Regions from separate parts of the Mus musculus genome. Here region 2 is linked to region 1. Evidence: chromatin contacts called from ENCODE Hi-C or POLR2A ChIA-PET data. All regions are on one chromosome and are shown on one strand. Each heading gives the region's core, a stretch centred on a gene start or an enhancer-like site at or near the end of the contact. The rest is flanking DNA. Distances are from core to core; before and after follow the strand shown.

What was found. Hi-C counts contacts between places; a loop is a spot of excess contacts on that map. ChIA-PET counts read pairs that join two places held with the same protein, here RNA polymerase II (POLR2A).
Region 2: a loop to region 1 is called in a map of heart, with 3 times the contacts of the local background. The contact joins the promoter of Efnb2 here to the enhancer-like site in region 1. A Hi-C loop is called at or near these places in 6 of 37 maps with a recorded cell type or tissue (gastrocnemius, heart and mouse embryonic stem cell). POLR2A ChIA-PET finds 5 or more read pairs at or near these places in 2 of 5 experiments (Patski and embryonic stem cell).

Annotation. Positions count from the first base shown.
Region 1 is chr8:8,485,785-8,492,723 of GRCm38, reverse strand. No RefSeq gene overlaps it. Among named protein-coding and RNA genes, the nearest start is that of Gm31135, 4.5 kb to the right of the region's middle. RefSeq lists an enhancer at 1,385-4,670. Within about 2 kb of position 4,028, at least 1 of the 3 ENCODE cell types and tissues checked has a DNase peak (open chromatin) inside an H3K27ac peak, as active enhancers do; it is heart, where a contact is called at or near this core.
Region 2 is chr8:8,658,703-8,665,641 of GRCm38, reverse strand. Efnb2 (ephrin B2) reads left to right here and starts at 4,400. Exons shown (of 5, transcript NM_010111.6): 1 at 4,400-5,158. The coding sequence starts at 5,028.

The DNA.
Region 1 (6,939 bases), core at 2,779-5,278:
ATAACAGGTGTGTGCTACTGCACGTGGCTTTTTCCTGGATTCTGGAGATTCCAACGCAGGTGGCTAGGCTGGAGTGGCAAGCAGCTTGCCCACTGAGCTATCATCTCTGCTTGGGATCTGATTTACAGAAACATCAAGTAGCAGGTAGACTCCCCACCCCACCCCCTCCGCCTAGATTATTTCTCTTGTTATTATGGCTGGTTGTATGTTCTACTTGTGAAGAGTTAATGCATCATAGTTACATAGTTTCCATTAGCCTTCGCTCTGCTTACATTCTGAGGACTTTGACACATGTGTAACACCATGTATCCATCACTACTTATCTACCCTACTGCCTGGAAGTTCCCCAGTATTCACCTATTCAGATTTCATCCCCTTGCACCATGGGAACTAGACTTTTTGTTGTCTCCTTAGCTTTCCTGATTGTAGAATGTGTAAGAGGAAGCACGCAGCACACTCTCTTTTGAGGTTGTCTGTTGCATCCAGCCATGAACACTGAAAGTCCCTCCATGTCTTTTTGTGGCTTGAGAACATCTTTCTCTTTTTACTGCTAAGTCATGCTTCCTTGCCTGCATATAGCACAGCTTGTCTGTTCACTCACTGACTGCAGCGTATCTGGATTTCTTCCATTGCTTGGAAATTCTGGAGAAAGTCACTGCTGTAAAGTAATTCTGCTCAGGTTCTGTGAGGATGTATGTGTATGTTTTCCTTTAGGTAAATGGCCAGGACCTCAAAAGTCAGATCAAAAGGTGTAATTAGGGCCAGCAAGATGGCTCAGTGAGTAAAGGCACTTGCTAGCAAGCCTGACACCTGACTCTGATTCCACGTGGAGGGAGAGCACACACTCCTGCATGCTGTTGTTGACTGTCTACAGGTGTGAAGTGAGGTGTGCTCCTGTCCTTGCACACAGACACACAGTGAAAACAGTTTTAAGATTTTAAACAAATATATATGTAATTGTATAAGAAGCTGTCAAACCACATCCCAAAACACTTGGTAATTTTTTTTTTTTTTTTTACCATTTGAGGTTCTTATCTCCTTTTGATAGGTAATTGTAAAATTTATGAACTGCCTATTAATTATCTTACCAATATCCCAAATTTTACAAAATGATCTTAGGTGGGGAAAAGGCATGGGAAGTGTGTGTGTGTGTGTGTATACTAATTTACTTTTTAAGTAAATTTAACTTTAATTTAAATTTCTGATTTTTTTCAGAGAGTTTTCAGAAGTGACACTGGCCAACATTTCTTATTGTATCTTTCTGTTTTGCCTCAGTTTATACAGGTAGCTAAGCCCAGGACAGTAAACTCTTCAGTTCCTCCTGTCTGAAGTGAGCGTCAAAGCTAAACCATTGGGTTACAATTTGTCGGCTCACACTGTGTCTAGACTTCTGGGCTCCAGTTTCAGGTTTTCGTACTTTATCAATTAGACTCCCCTGCTTCCCAAGAGGGGAGCTATCAAAGGTATGTATGTGTCTACCGAGCTGCCCAGCTCCAGATCAGAGCGAAGTTTCATTTTGGTCTGATAAAGGCTTATCAGGCGGAGAGAAACAAAGCAACAGGAAATTGAATGATATGGTTAACTCCTTTTCGGAGGCACTTCCTGCAGACCAGCCACCCTCACCACACAGGTTTAGAGGTGAGATATCAGACCTTGATCACAGAAATGATTTCTACCTTGCTGTCAGGGAGACTCTGGGTGGCCAGTGCCCATTGCCCTGGGTAGGTTAATGGACTGTGAGCTTACCTAGGGGAAAACAAGACTCCACATTCGCCTTGGGAACTTGTCAGGAATTTAAAGATGGTTTCTGGGCTAGACACTGTTAATCTATCAGGGGGAAATGGAGAAGCCCAAGCTTACCAAGTGCAGCTCTGGCCTGATAATGATAACGTACAGGGAACTTCAGCTGTTTGTCCAACTGGAGAAAAAGTAGGGGAGGAAAGAAGAGCGGCATGATGGAGACAGGACAGAGAAAGTAACATCAAATGTAAGAGCTGCACTAGGACTCTCTCCTCCCTCTTCCCTTTCTCCATATTGAGGATGGAAGCCAGGCCTTGTTCTTGCTAGGCAAGGCCTTTGCCACCAGCCCACGCAGCCAGCCTCAGGACTGGGAATCAGGGGAGGAAATGAAAAGACACACGACCTTCATAAAATGAAAGAGAGCCTGGCTACGTGGTCACAGAATGACGTCCACAGCTGGACACCAGAGTGGGAAAACGTCCTCCAGCTGTAGCCAAATCTGTTGTTTTCAGGACCCAGAAGTCACCAGGCCGGTGGTATTGGAGACAGGAGACAAGCGGGTAGGGATTCTCTTACAAGCCAGAGGTCTAGGGAGGCTAGAGTCTCCTCTTTGCCACTGTCCTGGAACTTAGTAGATGAGACTAGTCTCCTGGATGCCCTCATAATTCTGCAGAAAAAAAAAAAAACTCATGATTTTTTATTTTCTTTTCCTGGAAAGTGTAATTTGAAGGATTGTCAGAGGACAAAATTGAACCGTGGTCACAAAGGCTGTGCAGGAAGACCCAGGAGCATCATGGGGCCAGGGCCTTTGGTGTTTGCAGTTTTGTTTCAGGGAGACAAATGCCCCTGCTTTGATCAAGTGTCAAGTGTATGTGGCAAATTCCTCTGTGAAGGACCCCCTGGTATACTGCCTGCACACGCAGGCAAGCTGCCTGCAGGGAGGTGGGGGTTGGAGGTAAGCAAGCATCATTTGTTTTAAATTGCACCACGGTAGAAATCCATGAACTCAGGGCTGCCACAAGCATTCTGGGCACAAAGGAAAGCTGTGCAGAGGCTGCGTCTCTTTTGATATAGATTTTGCCGCCATTGTTCCAGGTGTCTCCGGAGAGAGCTTATTTCCATATGTATAGAGAAACGGAGTGCTTTCTCTTGCCGGTTAAAGTGTCACCGAATGTATTTTTAGCTATACATAAAGCAGCGGCAGTGTGAGGCATCTTACCGCCAGGGTCGCAAGGTTTGAACATCCTTTGCCACTGGAGGAATGCTAATGAGATGATTCTTCATTCCACTTATTTTAATTGCCAAACAACGCTTAATTCCCCACCCCACACCCCCGACTTAAAAAACAAAATCAAACAAATCCCTTTTTGTGTATAGCCAAGTTTGCCCTTGCAGGAGATGGGTGTTGCAGAAAGACCCCAATCGTCCTGTGCAGAAGGTTCTAGGCCTGGCCCTCTCCCTGTGCAGTTAGTGCGAGGTGTCAGTGTCTGCTCCCCTTTCCAATAGCTCGGAGGATGCTGAGAGGAGACGCCCGTGGTTGTCAGAGAAACACGGCGATATATTATTAGATCTTTCATAATTAGGCTTTGCTGATGTGTGCAAGAGCTTAATCAAAAACGTTATCACCCAGCCTGCTGCTGGAGGTGGGGGTTGGTGATGGTGGTGGGGGAATCTGGAAAGTCAAAGGCTGTTCCTCCCCGTGCTGGTTCTGTAAGATAACAAAGGCAAGACAAAGGCAGATGGCTCCTGCCTGTGGTTCTGAGCAGGCTCATGCTTTGGTTAATCACGTGACGTACGTGACAGTGGGTTCAGAAAACCTGAAGCCCCTCCTCGCTCCCAATTTCTGAGTCACTCCACCGACCAGGTGCTGACTAAGGCTGTGGGCTGTGGGAACCTCATTGAATGTGTCTGCCAAGCGTTTCCAGGTAGAGCTTGGCTCCCCGGGGGAGCTCTAGAAGTCCCTCCCTGGGTCACAGCAGGCCTGCCTGACTGCGAATTTCAAAGAGTGTATCTCAGCCCTTAGATAAACCTGGCTGGTGTCCCCTGGCAGCAAAGCTGGGGGAAGACCTCGGGGACAGCCATCCTGCAGCGCCCAGGGCTGTTTGGACAAACTGTGCTATGTTTTTTCTGCCCGTATCTGGGCATGCAGGTGAATCCTGGTCCCGCTGGTATCTTGGCTGGCCACTCTCTCTCAGGCTCTGCGGGGAGCTGGGGGTGCATCCCTGCAAACGCTCCAGCAAAGCTGTGCAAACAAACCCGGCCGATTAGTTGGACAGGCTCACTGGCTCGGGAGTGTGAGCTGGCCTGGCAGCCCTATGCTCTCAACCCTTTCCAGGCTGGGCTTGTTCCCAGAGCGCTCATCAAGGAACACACTACCTTACCCTCTGGATGCTGGGTGCTTGTGCATCTATGGGCAGGACAGGATACTGATTCTTGCCTTGGACTCTTTACATACAACATATCACACATTCATTCACACACACACACACACACACACACACACACACACACACATGTGCGCGCCACTCACGTTCACTACAGACTATACAGCATTGGGTCAGAAGCCGTGATGGCACGAGGCACATAAATTTTGTGTCTGAGTTATTTAACCCACCTCAGAGTTGCACAAGACCTGTGTCCTTGTCTTACACGCTGCGTCAGATAGAGGCTGGCAATTTCTGTGTTTAAAGGTTCAGTTTAACACCTATAAATAACCTGACGTTCTGAGCTTTTTGGGAGAGGCTGCTCAAACTGACTTGACTTTTTTTTCCCTCTCTTCTGCCTTTGGTTTGAAGTAAGAGTCAACTTGGTATAAAGAAACCTCGGGTCCCCTTTGAGGTGAAATCAGAGTGAATCAGAAAGAGTGATTACGCCCTTCTTTAATCAGAGACTCTGGGGAGGATTTTCTTTTAGGAGAGAAGCGTCAAGCCATGCTCTTTGAAAATTACTTTCATATTTTCTTGAGCAGTTCAGAGCAGGGAGAGTTTTAAGAGTTGTCATTTGCTCTTGGATATCAGGCGGCAGCCTCAGCCTTTTGTCTGAGCCCTTCCTTCTGTGTATCCGAAAGGACTTAGCTGGCCCCGGCTTTGTTGTGCACCACACAAGCTATCAAGTGACTAATGCCCTTGGAATCTCATGGAGACATTTATTCTGCCCCTGTTGCTATGAGCCCTGTGTTCTTTTGTGGAACCTAACAATATAGGTAACATATCTAAAGTATGACCCTGACCAAAGGAACTTAGTTTTAAGTAGCAATTGTAAAATCATTGTGTACACGTCACGGGCCTGTCAGGTCCATTCTCATTTTAGTGTTTCAAGTATGTTTGCGCTAGTGACGTGGGCTGATTAACCTGAAGTGAAGTTAAAGCATCAATAGAAAAGCTCACCCACATTCACACTGCAAGTGTTTATTAAACCAGTCTCAGCTACTTGGGGGAAGCAGTACTCCTTCAGGGAATTAAAAAAAAAAAAAAAAGGATAATCAATCAGGAATTATTCAATGAGCTGACAAAAACAGCATTACAGGTCAAAAGTCCCCCTGTTATTTAAAATAGACGATCCATTTTCAAGTCAAGAGTTTTTCTCTGTATTGCCCTGGCTATCTTGGAACTAACTCACTCTGTAGACCAGGCTAGCCTGGAACTCAGAGATCCACCTGCCTCTCCTCCCAAGTGTTGGGATTAAAGTTTATGTTAATAAATAGCTTTTAAAATTAGCATTTCCTGTCTGCTTCCAAAAATTTGGTTCAAATTCTTCTCCCAGTGCTTGGAATGTTAATTTGGTGACTAGCAGAGAAAGTGGTGTGTGTGTGTGTGTGTGTGTGTGTGTGTGTGTGTGTGTGTGTTTGAGACAAGATCTTACACAGAGTCACAGGCTGGTCTGAAAACCACTACAAAGTAGCCCAGGCTGGCTGGCTTCAAGTTGTGGAAACCCTCCTGTCTCCACCTCCAGAGTTCTGGGATTGCAGCCATGAGCTCTGATGTCTGGCTAGGAAATATGGTTTTGTCAGAATTAAACGTGTGCTCGTTTCTTAACCTGAGACATTTAAAAATTAGTTGGAGCCAGAAACAATTAACGGTCCAGATTTCTCTCACTTATTTTTGGCTTTTATCTTACTTGTTTGTTCCCATTTTAATTAGAAAATAATACAATGACACAATTAATTTTACCTGGCAGGCTCTGTTCCACGGCAACAGGGGCGTATGTGAAAAATGCTGCTGGCTTTTTTCCTCTTCCCCCTAGAATGAGAATTTTTTAAAACCTAAAAGTCTGTTACCATTTAAGCCTCTATAAATGAATTTTTAGACAGTGTTTGAAATTTGGGCCTTGATTTTCACACCTTAGGGAACCATATGGAGGTTAAAATGTGATTCTTTGTTTTGTATTATGCGTTATCCCACATATTTTTTTGACCAGTGTTTCTATTTAGCCATTTTAAATACTTTCCATTTAAGTCACATTTCCTCAGAAACTGGGTCCACGATCACTGATAACATTCTAACGTTGCCACATTTTATTGATTTGTATTTGATGCCAAGGTTGATAAGATGTAGATCACATTTAAAAATTATGTGAAGAAGAAAAACCTACATTAGACTCAAATCTTAATTAATGTGACCATACTCTCTTAGTGAAATGAACACAGTTTTACCACATTTTATTTTTTCCCCCCAAACTGTGTGCTGCTCCTTACCACTTTGGTTTCTTTCCATATCTTCTCTTTGGAGAAACCAGACCAAAAGTTGTTTGAGTACAGACGTGCAAAATCGTCTTCCTTTCATGCTTTGCACATCATGCACTCTGTGCATGCTCCGGTGAGTCGTTTGTGACTGTATTAACTTGATGGTCTATAGGTACAGAGCAGTATAGTAACATTAGAACACACATCACGCTTGCTAACAAGGTAAATTCATGTGCTTGGTATGGGTGATAACTTCCTTGCTGTGGATAATATCTGTTCTCTTGCACCTGATAGAGTCACAAAGTAAGTATTAAATCTGGCCCAAGGAGCTCTGAGGAACGTGGCAGTGATAGGGGACGCAGAAAACTTCTGTCTCAGCATTGTTTCAATGGCCAACCCACGAGACTTGCATGCCTTTGAGTGAAAACCCTACTCTCTAAATTGTAGGCAACAAGGTTGGGGAGACCCCGACTCAAATCCCCAGCAACTGCCAAAATAAGTAACATCTAGGAATGGGC
Region 2 (6,939 bases), core at 3,151-5,650, 170 kb before region 1:
ACATGTTATTTAAAAGTTGCTTTTGCTCTGCTAGTGTTCTAAGCACTACTTGAAGAGTAGCCTGGGCTCCAAATACTTGAGATCAGCCTTTTCGTGCCTTTACTCTGTCACTCAGTTTCTTCTGCCACATGTGAAAAGAAATCACAGTTGCTAGGTGATGGAGTGTCTGGTGTTGGAGACTCGGAGATATACTGGATTGTTCCTGGGCTTAGTAACTGATTACTGTCGAGTGCCAGACTACAGGAAAGAAGATGTCATTGTCAATAATATGCACCCACCTTTTACTTCTAATGTAGTAGCTTGTTTCTTCATTTGTTCCATTGCTTTTGTATGCATATTATAAAAGCTAATCTTTCCCACTCTTAGCAGTTCAGATGTTCCCTAACTTACTAAATATAAATATGCCTTTAATTCAGTTTTGTTAATTCTTGAGTTACTTGAAATTCTTGATGCGTTATAGAATCATTGACTGTTTATTTTTATTATAGTATTTAAATTTTGTAGTTATTGCCATTAATATTGTGGAGTTTGCAGAAATCTCAACTGTATAAACTAAGCCTTTAAATTAGCTTGGTGTGAGGACTCTTTCATGCTTCAAATAGGGGAAGGGAACCCTACACGAGGACTTTAGTTTCACTTAGGATGTAGTAAATGAGCTTGTTGCTGTTCTTAATTATGACCTGGTCAGTTAATTGTACTGGCATATGTCTCTAGCTTGTGTGTGCGTGCGTGCGTCTGCTTGTGTGCCCACCTGCCTCTGTGTGTGTGTGTGTGTGTGTGTGTGTGTGTGTGTGTGTGTGTGTGTGTATGGCCATTTTTCTTCAATATACTATAAATGTACTGTAAGTCAGTGGCTTTATATTTCTCATAAGTTTAAGAAGGATAAACACAGAGTCTAGTACCATTTCACTTAATGTCTGAGTCATGCTTTATTTAGGATCCTCAGTTTGTTATTGAACATCCCATTCTGCTAGTAACTCAAGCTTCTGGTATTACAGTTGTCTTCAGTTCAGTTGCTTTTCACCTAGAGCTTTCACTATACTTTGCATTATTGCCCTGAGAGATGCCGAAGATGGGGCTAAAATCACCTGCTCCAAAAGTATTGTAAATACTTGCTATTAGGTTTAAAGGTGAGGTATGCAGATGGGTGTTCCCCAGCAGTAAGCCTTTTTTACCTTGCCATCTGTGAAGTGTATGTTGATGGTTTTAGAATTGAGTTGTCCTGGTGAAGGATGCTGTCACCATAATGTAGGTTTGCACTGGCGAATGCATGGCACCATACATACATTTGTAGCCAGTTGCCATCTGTTTGGCACAGTTGGGTCACTCTCCTTGTATGGCGTATAGTGAAATTACTGGAGAAAGTGGTTTTTGAAATAGCCCCAGAGCAGGCCAGAGTCCAGAGGATTCCAGTGTCAGAGCCCCTCAGCCCTATCTGTTAAAGCAACTCCCAGTGCTTGTTTTGTTTTGCTTTGTATTAGAGTGCTCTGCAAAATAATGTGGAGGTGCCACTTTGACACTCCAGACATTGTTGGATTGACCAGCACTATTTGAAAAGAACATGGCTCCTTCTCCAATCCTCAGACGACTGATTGGAGGATGTGGAAATGATTGTATTTTTCACACTTAAACTTTGAAACCAGTAAATTAAAGAGCAGTGCATGTTGATGACCCAGCCATTTCATACAATCATATCTTGTTCAATATCTCAGTACCTGCAGGATTAGAATAAAAGATGTTTCTTTACATGTGGGTGGTCCTTGGTTCTCTTAGGGTAAATGACTGTTCACTTGGGATTAATTGCCTGATAAGGACTTAAACTTGGGACTGGTTGGCTCTAAGTTCTCTTGGGCCTTTTATAGCATGGAGCTCTCCCTTTAACCTAGGTATTGCCCTCAGTGGTTCCATTTGTAGCTTACAAGCAATGGCATTTGACTTTGCATGTTCCTATCCAAGTACGTAATCAGTTCCTAGAGCAGAGACTTTGTTTAGAGGAAGGCCAGTTACCTACTTGGATTTGCCCACCACAATACCTCACACAGGTTGTTGGGTGGGCCTCTAGACCTCTCAGTTCACATTAGGAAAAAGGCTTCATTTTCTACTACCTATGCTGGTGACAGTAAACAAATATAGTACCATTACTGCATTTGAAGCATACTGTTTTTCCATTAATACATAAAGGAAAAGGTTGAACGAGAGCCAGTTGACTGCAACCCGTTCCTAAAGAATGTGATCGCGCTTTCCCTGCAAATGAACGATTTGGAGCTGTTAGTGTGGTCAAGTTGCAGAACAGTCTGAGGACCAAACTGGTTAGCATTGGCTTAGAAGCCTGGTGTGTCGTACATTTTTGCTGGCTAATAGATTGTTCTTTGTGAAATTTCAGCTTTGCTGCCACTCTGTAAGAAATCATTTATATTTTGTAATACATTGTACTTTTAAAATTCCCAAGTCTATTGACTGAGAAGCATCCTTAGCTTTAGGAACCAGCGACTTCCTCAGATTTTGTTGTCATTTGGCATAGAGTTGTGTCCTGTTTTCAAAGCATCCAAGGATTTAGTTGTGAAACGAAGCTCTTCTCAGAGACACTGCAGCATGCTTGCTGTGGCCGTGCTTTAGGATTTCTTCTATGGTTCTCTTTTGTATTTGCCTGGGATAATGACAAATGTAATGTTAAATATAAATGGCTTGAGGTTATGTTTTAATTTCCTAAATGACTGGATAAACAGTTGAGGACCAAAATGATATGTGTGCAGTTACTGACTCCATGTCCCCTTTAGAAGTCACACAGGATTATTTTTGATTTTTTTTAAAGTATATTTACGTTGTCCCCAAAGTAAAATGCCTTGAGTGTTAGGGTATCTGGCTTACTGAAAATGGTATTTTTAGAAGCTGGGTTAAAACAAGTGCCCTTTTTTCCTCTTCTCCAGTAAAGGTCAAATAGCAGCTCCTGTCAGTTTTTTCAGTCAGGAAGTTAAACATTACTCTGTGTGTGTGTGTGTGTGTGTGTGTGTGTGTGTGTGTGTGTGTGTGTGTGTGTGTGTAACCCTTGTTTAACCTAGCGTGAATCCCATCTCCCCACCCACAATCATATTGCAGGCATAGTTAAAAATAGTAATTACAGAAAAGGGTTTCTTAAAGCTGTATTTTGGTGTGTTCAATACATTGTGTTTTGGTCTTAAACGAGTTTTTCCAAACCAATTCGTAGTTGCAGTATACACTAACTTACATTAAGGTTTTTGAAAGTCAACACTTTTTAAAGCTCGAAATTTGTTTTAAAGAAGGATGAAGGGGGCGGGGGGGGTGTTGGGAGTAGTTAGTAACTAAATCATGGGGCTTGTTTTTAAAGATATCGGTGTGGAAACTGCTTAGTTCCATTTGAAGAAGTTCTGGTATTGATGGACAGCATTGTAAGAAGAGACGTGGTTAATTTTTGCTGGGCCATGGGCTGTACATGGGACTGTGCCTTCCACCTACTTTGTTCTCTCTGATAACGGGCATCTTAAGCAAGTGGTTTTCGACTTGGGAATATCTGGATCCTTAAGATTTGATCCTGTAACCGGTAGGCTTGTTCTGAAGTACGGAGAGGCAAAAGTGGGCGCTAGTGGGCGCTGTGGATCCGTAGAAGTCACAGCCGTGGTTCAGTTTTTCAAAATCGGTCTTGGGCAAGCAACCGAGTATCACAACTGCCACTTCTCTGACTGATAGTTGTCCGGGTCACACCTAACTTCCTGGCCACTGTGGGGTCGCGGGGTGTCCCGGGAGCTAGTGAAGAAAAGTCCTCCCAGACGTTGGTAGTGGAGCTTTGGAGGCGCTGTTCTTGCGGGGAGAGGACCGGAAAGGGAGCGGGCGCACGGAGTTGGGTCTCGGGGTCGGGAAGGGCGGCAGACTGGCTCGCACTGCCGGTGGGCTGCTAAGGCTCTCAGCCTCGTGAGAGTCTGATTTGAGTTGCGTCGGACCGGGCCGGAACACTTGGTGCCAGAATCAAGTTAGAAGGCCCTCAGTTAATGGCTCAGAGGGATCCGCCAAGTACCAGGGCGCCATACGCGCGAGGGGCGGCAGGGAGCGAGCGCCACAAGGCGGAACGCTGCGTCCACCACGTCTCGCCCTATCCTAGCGAGGGCACTCGCCAGCACAGGCACTTGCCGGGCGAGGTGACCCTGCTGGTGCGAGTGGCTAAGAGGCGACCAACCCTGTGCCCGGCGCCCAGCGGGGCTCGTCCTGGGGGCGGGGCTCACCTGTCAGGGGCGCCCTACCTCTGGGTGCCCAGTGTCGGGTAGGGGGCGGCAGACTGACGGGAATGCTGCCCAATCAGCGCGCGCTCGCGGCGCGGCGAGCCAATGGGCTGCGTTTGACTGGGCGGGGCCCCGCGTTTATAGTGCTCTGACAGCGCGCCCGGCGCGCTGACTCTCCGCGGCGGGGACAGAGGCACCGGTCGGATCGCGGAGCTGCGCGCAGAGCGGGTCCTGGCGCCCTCCCCGCACACAAAGGCCCGCGCGCGTCAGACGCCTGCGGGGGTTCCAGTGCTCTCCTGACTGCTTAGTGGCCGCGAGTTGCGAGGATTCAGGAGGCGCCCTTTATCTCTGCGCTCCAGGACATGGAACCGCGCCGACGCGGCGCTCGCTTGCCCGGGCCACTGCCCGCTGTCCTGGATCTATAGTCAGGCGGCCCCTCTCGGGGAGCAGCACCCGCCGCCTCACACCGACTCGTCTCTCCGCTGCGGGCCTTTGTCCCGGCCCAGTGCCCTCGCCGCGCCCGCCCTCCGCGGCTGGCCCGGCACCCTGGAGCCGCACGGGAGCCGACTGTCCCAGCTGCGTCCGGCGCAGCGCCCCGGAGCCCCGAGTCCGCCGAGCCGCCGCGCCCCGCGCGTTCGACCCCACCCCGCGCGCTGAGGGACGCGCAGGGTGAGCGCACCTGGCCTCGGCGACCGCGGGAGCGGCGCGGCGTGTCCGCCCCGGAGGATTGGGGGTCGCTGCCCGCGGCCGGTCCCAACGCGTCCCGGAGTGCGCAGAACTGGGAGCGGCTTGGGCATGGCCATGGCCCGGTCCAGGAGGGACTCTGTGTGGAAGTACTGTTGGGGACTTTTGATGGTTTTGTGCAGAACTGCGATCTCCAGATCGATAGTTTTAGAGCCTATCTACTGGAATTCCTCGAACTCCAAGTAAGTGGTGTCCACGAGCCTTCTCTCTTCCGCGGTGCCCTCGGCCGGCGCCCGGGGTACGCTGTATGGTCCGGGCGGGAGGAGGCCTTGGACCCTGTTTCTAGAACCTGGGGCTCCTGTCCCCTATCCCCCACCCTTCCACATTTCTCTAGGTGGGGACCGGTTGATCTTGAGAGCGCGGGTTCCAAGGGTACTCTAATTAGGCTCCAACCTCAAGTGCTCTAGGAGTCCCAAAGCCCTGGCGACTTGGTGGCATGCCCGGTAAGGTGTCTGATGGCGCTACCCGGCCTCCTTTCTTTTTCGAGGACGGAGGACGTTGCCACTAACGGGGCTACAGACACACATTGGCGGGCTCCGAGAGATGCTGCGCTTGCGAGGAGCGCGGGAGCCACGGGCCGGGGCCCAGCGAGAAGGCGACAAGAACTGAGAGTCTGGGGTGGTGGAGCGTCCCTTAGAGGAAGGGAGCTGGGCCCGGGGCGTCCCTGAGCCGGGATACCTCGGCGCCTTCTTGCTAGCCCGAATGTGCGCGGGGAGCTCGATGGCTCAGCCAGAGAGCTCAGGCGGCGAGCTCTCTGCATGTCGGCCTCTCCCTTCGCGTCGGAACTGGTGGTCTAGGTCCAGTGCGGCGCGGTCCACTTAGGTGGCTTAATTTTAACGACGCCTTCAGGGCCCTACCCAGTCAACGCTGCAGCCTTTGCACTTGGGGAATCGGGAGTCAGACTTGCTTTTAGCAAAGCGCACAGTCGGGAGAAAACCAGGCCTGAGACTAACTTTCAGGTCTGGTCTCCCTGAGTGCGCTCCTTGTTTCGAAAATGCTAGCCATCCCTTGGAATACGCAGCCATGGCCCCAGTAACCGTGCCTGGGTGCTGCTTCTTACCTCATTTCCCAACCACCGCCAGAAAGTGCTGTGCGGAATTCTGGACTCAGCCCTAGGAGAGCGTGGAGACGCGGCTGGCTCCTGGTTGGAGTCAGACCTTTCAGATTAGAAGCAAAATCAATGGCCTAATTGGAGTTGAGCGTGCGGTGCACGGCTTCAGAGTAGAGGTGAACGAATTGTTTTTGAAATTACCACATAAGCAAAGAATTGTACCTACTCTCTTGAAAGTGGTAAATTTCAAATTCAGCAACATAATTGACCAAACACGTTTCCCTTCGAAAGGGCAAAAAAATCTATAGTTGTAAATGACTCAAAACATTTTTTTTTTTTTTGCCTGCTGCCAGGAGGCCCTTGTTTTAAACTTACTGCGGCCCCCCTCTAACGTAGTCTTGATCTGTTAAAGAATTTTTTCGTTTTGTTTTGTTTTTTAAAGCAAGGTGTTGCATTTGCTCTCCTGGCGTGGTATCTTTGCATCCACACGGGATCTACAGGCACCTGGTGGTGCCCGAAGGCGCCTGGCTGGGATCTGAGCGCTGCAGCCTTTGCCATTCGGACTGGGGCCCTGGTGGTAGCTGCTGCTGACGCTCGCGGTGCCTACAGAGGTCACCCTTCCCTGCCGAATGCTAGCTATGAGCGCGCCCATCCCCCCATCCCTTCCCTGGGCTGCCTCCCTCTCTCCACTTTGCACTTTCACTCACAGCCTCTTTTGGGGAGGCCGAGTCTCCCCCCCCCCCCCCACTGCCTAGATTTAATATTTATATTTAAGTCTAATTTAAAGAAATTCCCATTAAACCCCTTCTGAGTAACATAACCATCTTTTCTGTTCATAGTGACCACTATACTTGGGTGTGCAGACGGAAGGATTAGAAATACTGATTTGTTTAAACAGCACTGCCACCAAGT